Regions from separate parts of the Homo sapiens genome. Here region 2 is linked to region 1. The links are chromatin loops, found by intact Hi-C in ENCODE. Cell type or tissue: PC-9. All regions are shown on one strand. Links, peaks and the distances in the headings refer to the core of each region. The heading gives the core; the rest is flanking DNA.

Region 1 (2,912 bases), core at 88-2,587:
ATCCCTGCCCAAGTGCTCAAACATCTCTAGTGACAGGAAACTTCTTTTCAAAATACCCCAACCATCTTTGGACAGTCTTAATTCCTCAAAAGGCTTCTTAGTCGCTAAAGTGAAAGACACCTGCCCATAGCCTTCCCCATGGGTCTCCCTCTGGGACCACACAGGCTCCCACTGCCCAGGGAAGTCCTGCAGGGATTGGGAATTGGGGGCTAGAACCCCCTAGGACTGCTCTCCTTCAGGATGGACACCCTTAGGTGCCCTTTGGTGCCCTAGTCTCAGCTGTCTCCCTACTATGGGCCCTCTCCCCACACCCCAAAATTACCAGAGCTCCATGTGTGCATGAGTCCAAGCCACTGCCAAGCTTTTAAATAAAGCTAAAGAGCTAGAAGCCAAGAAAAAAACAACCAAAAGGGAGAAGATGTAGCATCTCTGAAATAACTATAAAAATCAGTGGGAAAAGCAGACTCAATGTACAAAAACTCATTGGGGATTCAGCTGTGAGGTTGAACAGAGCCATGGAGAGCCTGGAAAGAGGGGATCGAATGCAAAATACCCCAGGGAGCAGAGAGGTGACTTCCTCCCATGCTGGTGACAAACATGACTTCATCCTCCATCCTCCCTTTCAAAGACAAATAAACCATTACACATGTACATGTGAACAGATAACATACAGAAAGAACCCCTAGCTCAATAGAAGGAGCAAAGAGACTTTGGGTGAGATCAGTGTGGTCACCAGGACTCTCTAGCCACCATGCCTTGGCTAGGAAGTGATGATGGGCTTTGCCCAAAGTCACACAACTAGCATCGTGCCCCAGTCTTTAGATTCCAAAGCCTGTGCTCTGCCCCCAACATCCCTCCTGTCTTCAGCATCCAAAGGTGAACTCCAGACTCAGGAGCACCCAATCAGATGAGAGGAGGAATGCAGGAAAACATCCAAACAGCTAAAAAGGCAGGAAGGCAGGGACCCAAGAAATGCCCAAGAGTCCAAGGGGATGCAGTCATCTGTCCTCAGTCCGCATGGGTGGCTTTGCTGCCCAGAGTTGGTTCCCCCCAGAGATTCATCCACTCTTCCAACACATGGGCATTGTGCCAGGGACAGTGCTAGTTTCTGGTTACAGTGGTGAGCAAGACAAAGCCCTGCCCCACCAGCATACATTCCAAGTGGGGAGAAAGAAAATAAAAAGAATCAAATACACCAAGAATACAATTTCATGTAGTGATAACTCCAGAAAGAAAAAAAGCAGAGTAAGGGGCAGGGCTGCCACTATGGATGGGGGTGGGTCAGGAAGGCCACTCTAAGGTGACATTTCAGCAAAGATCAGCAGAAATGCCTTCTGGAAAGCCCCATGGCATCAGCCACAATCTGCTTCTCAAAAACTTTTATTTCAACTGCCCTCTCTACCTCTCCCCTCCTCACTCCTGGCAGATCACCCTTGCTGTACTTCCCAGAGAAAATAGAAACCATCAGATAAGAAACCCCAAAAAGTCAGCTGGCAGACCTGAAGGACCACCCCACCTGCACCCAGCCTCTCTGTTTCCCTCTGTTTCAGGAGAGAAGCATGCAGGGCCTGTCCAAGACCAGTCCATCTGGATTCCAACCCTCCCCACAAGGCACCTCACCCATCAATCAGCCCCTCTCTCCCAAATCACAGACCTCACCCTCTCTGCAGGCTCCTTCCCATCCTCATTCAAAATTTGTTCAAGTCTCTCACTTTAAAAAAAAAAAAAAGAAAGAAAATGAAACCAAACCTCCCTTTGTTCAGCTTCCTCCTCCAGCTAACACCTTATTTGCTCATCCCTTCATAATCTAACTTCTCTAAAGAGCTGTGCCCACTGTTTCCAATTCCTTGTGATGGCCCCACCTCTCCTATGCTGATCTTGCTAAGGAATCCAGCACCCTCCCTGGCGCTGAGCCCAGTTGACTCCCTGTCTCTCATGCACTGTCTCCTGGATGTCCTCCCCTCTCTCCCAGTGGCTGCCATGGGCAGCTCCTCACCCACTCTTTGTTCCTCCAGATCCAGTCCTTGGCCTCTTCCCTTGCGTCTTCTCCCTGAAAGCTCTCACCTGCTTCTGTGGTTTCCTGTGCCATCTACCTACCAACAATTTCTCAGTTGACAGCTCTTTCCAGTTTACCTTTCTCCTGAGGTCCAGAATCATAATCAACCCCCGGAACTCTCTGCATGACACCCTCCAGATTCTTCAGACCCAGCATTTCCAAACCCACACTCATACACATGTTCGTACACTTTTGTCCCCAAAATCTGCCTCTCCTACTGAACCTGGGGATGGTACCATCACCCACCCAAAAACTAGCCAGGAATATGGAATGTCGTTTTCTCCATGGTTTATATCAATATGAAGAGGGATGCCCTGTGGAGGCAGCCCCTCCTCCCTGCAGGCCCACCAAGTGATTTTTACATTGAAATCAGCAAACCAGAGCAAAAAGAACCAGATGTAGCAGGTCATGGGAGGAGACTCTGCCACGGAATTCTCCAAAACCAGTACTCGAGGATCCCATACCCAGACACTGACAAGTGCTGCCCACCACTGAGCCTCCTCTTCCTGGGTCTCAGATGCCCACATTTTAAAATTGAGACATAGAAATTCATTCCTCCTGTTTACAATCCAGTCTTATGGCTCTCCTTTGATGACTTTCGCTAGATTCTGCTCTAGTCCAGCTGTGTTGATGCCTCCAATTAACAGAGCTCCAAGGGTAATCCTTGTTTCCTTTTCCTGCTACATGGAGGAGCCCTCACTGACCCTCACATCTGGCTATGGTGGAGGTCTCAACGCCTCTCTCTCCTGTGGCTACCATGCCAAGACCTGGCCTGCCCTACCTTCCACTTTCCTCCAGCCCACTGGCTCACTCCCCAACACAAGGTGGAGGCCTGGATCACCTCCACCCTAGCCTC
Region 2 (2,912 bases), core at 101-2,600, 58 kb before region 1:
CATGATCATAGCTCACTGCAGCCTCAAACTCCTGGGCTCAAGCAATCTTTCTGTTTCAGCCTTCCAAGTATCTGGGATTACAGGCATGTGCCACCATGCCTGGTTAATTTTTTTAAATACAGATAGGATCTCACAATGTTGTCCAAGCTGGTCTTGAACTCCTGGCCTCAAACAATCTTTCTGCCTCAGCCTCTCAAAGTGCTGAGGTTACAGGTGTGAGCCATCTTTTTTTATATCTGTCTCTTTGATGGATTTCTCACTCATATCCTGAATTTCTTGTCTGACTTCTTTGTAGTGTTTTTCAGCATTCTCTTATATCTTACCATGCTTGCTGTATTTATTTATTAGATGGAGTTTTGCCCTTGTTGCCCATGCTGGAATGCAATGGTGGCAATGGTGTGATCTCCGCTCATTGCATTCTCACTTCCCGGGTTCAAGCGATTCTCCTTCTTCAGACTTTCGAGTAGCTGGGAATACAGCCACATGCCACCACATCCGGCTAATTTTTTTATTTTTAGTAGAGACAGGGTTTCACCATGTTGGCCAGGCTGGTCTCGAACTCCTGACCTCAGGTGATATGCCTGCCTCTGCCTCCCAAAATGCTGGGATTACAGGCGTGAGGCACCACGCCCGGCCTCACCATGCTTCTTTAGGGTCAATATTTTGAATTCTTTTTCCAGTATTTTGTAAATTTATTTTTGATTGGGATCTGTTGCTAGAGAATTACTGTGTTCTTTCCTTGCTTTTCATGTTTCCTCTGTTCTTACATTGGTATTTGTGCATCTTGTGTAACAGTTGCTTCTTCTAATTTTTTGAATTTGCTTTCATAGGGGAGGACTCTTCCTGAAAATGTATGTGTAGTGTTCATTGGGTAGGATGCTTTGGCTTTGATTCTGGGTGTGTGCAGTAGTGTAATCACTGTATGATTTCTTCAACTGTAAACAGCATCATTGTTGTCTGTGATTTTCTCAGTGGCTTAGGATGTGCTTAGTGAAAAGTGTGGTGAAGCTTTGCTAGGAACTGGGATACTACATGGGCCAGTCTTCGGGTCCCAGCAGTGGCTGCAGTGGGCTGAGTATGCCTGTTCTTGGGCACCAGGGTGATGTATACTAGCACCAGTGTTGGCTGCTCCAGGCAGGCCAATTCTTTGGTTTCCAGGTGGCTTGCCTGAGCGTTGGAAATAGCAGTGGTGGGCCAGGTGGATGGGTGAGTTCTTGAGCCCCTGGGCATCAGGCATGTGGGACAACCCTCTGGGTCCTAAGCAGTCCACACTGGTATTGGTGGTGGCTGTGATGGGCTGAGTAGGCCAGTCCCCAGGCCTGCAGTTGGCACATGCGGGTGGGTGCCAGCTGTGGTGGTAGCAGCAGATTGAGTGAGCCCAACCTCAGACCCCAAGAGAAGGTCTCAGGTGCCAGTGATGGACTGGGCAGGGCAGTCTCTAGGACCCTAGACAGCATGCTCAGGTACTGGGAGGAGTGGAGCCAGCCTGAGCAGATCTGCCCTCAGACCCCCCAGTAGTATATGCAGGTGCTGGCTATGGTAGGCAGGGAGAGGGTGGTCCCCAGGCTGCTAGCAGAATGCTCAGATGAGAATGGCAGCAGCTGTGCTATGGCCCTGCTACTGGAGAGGGAGGGGCTGCTTTTATTTGGAGCAGCCATAAGCAAAAGGCTTTTGGGGGCTGGGGGTGGGGTGACTCATGCTTTGCTAGCACCTTGGCCCTTGCAGCAGCCCACAGCAGCTACAGTTACAGGCAGTGGAATTTGTCCGCAGGGTGCATGAAAATGTGTGCCCACCCCTCTGCTGGGGGTGATAGGGTCACTGGCAGTGGCTCCCACCTTGGCCCCAGCAGCAACAGCAGCAGCAGCTGTTGGGGAATGTCACTGGGGCTTCAGGGATGTGGAGATGTAGAGGCTGTTGAACCCCAAGGCAAGACACAGTCTGATGGGGGCTGAACTCTCCAGATGATGCCACACTGCAGCTGCTGAGGACTCAGGGGTTTGTGGGACCCAGTGTGAGCTCTCTCTCTGGAGTAATGTCTTCATGCAATCTCTAGGCAGCTCCTTATGTCAGTCTCAGGGCCTGCAAAGGTTAGTGGGCTCTTCCATAGCTAGTATTGTAGGAGTCCGTGGTGGGAATGTGGATCACTGGAGGGCTCTCACTTATTCTTTTCCCATATTAAGGAGCTTCTCCAGACTCCCAGTTGATCCCCGCCAAACAGGCTGCCTCACTTTCCTCTCCTTCCTTGCTTTTGGTGCTTTCCATCGCTTCTCTGTTGAATTCCAGTGTTCTCCCTTAGATCATCTATTCAAAGTGTCATTATCTACTTGCTATGTTGCTTCCTGTCTGTGGAAGAGGTGAGTACCAGATGCCTCTAGTCAGCCATCTTAGAGCCCCCTCCCTATTTTATTTATTTTATTTTTTTACAATTTTTAAATTTTACCTGCTGAAATTTTATCTCCTTGTACTGAGTAAGAAAAACTATTTTAAAATTCTCATGATTCCAATATTTGAAACTCCTGTGGATATTATTTTATTATGTTGTATCTGCTGGATTGTTGTTTTGTTTGTTTTGTTTTTCAAGTCATCCAGGCTCATTTTTTACCTGGAAAATTTTTACTTTGTACCAGACAAGTTTTTTACCAAATTCCTTGTAAACTAAGGCTGATGTAAGCTTCTTCCAGAGAGGATTTACATTTCTTTATGCCAGGTGTCTGTAATCATGCAATTCAGAATCCTCTTAATTCAAATATTTGGACCGTTAAAAGCTGTGCCATTGATACGGTGACTTTTCGTAGCTCCAGTTTACTCTTTTAACTAGAATGCCAACTTTGAACTCCCAACTCAAAGCAGCTAGATTCTTCAGGCACCTTCCCCCAGAGGGCCTGCAATCTGATCTTTGTCCACATAGCCAC

What was found. Hi-C counts contacts between places; a loop is a spot of excess contacts. Peaks named below come from ENCODE experiments on the same cell type or tissue, not always from the same donor. Only the 100,000 strongest peaks of a DNase experiment are listed, where the experiment ranks them.
Region 2: a loop joins it to region 1, with 2.8 times the contacts of the local background. A loop is called at or near these places in 1 of 110 quality-filtered maps.

What each region holds. Positions count from the first base shown.
Region 1 is chr1:46,803,252-46,806,163 of GRCh38, reverse strand. All of the region lies in intron 1 of CYP4B1 (cytochrome P450 family 4 subfamily B member 1), which reads right to left. Among named protein-coding and RNA genes, the nearest start is that of CYP4B1, 5.7 kb to the right of the region's middle. In PC-9, for the core only: no CTCF peak of the experiment used is centred there; DNase peaks (open chromatin) are centred at 1,053 and 1,603; H3K4me3 peaks cover 537 bases; H3K27ac peaks cover 2,500 bases.
Region 2 is chr1:46,860,926-46,863,837 of GRCh38, reverse strand. It overlaps the pseudogene CYP4Z2P. Among named protein-coding and RNA genes, the nearest start is that of CYP4B1, 63 kb to the right of the region's middle. RefSeq lists an enhancer at 1,649-2,255. In PC-9, for the core only: no CTCF peak of the experiment used is centred there; no DNase peak of the experiment used is centred there.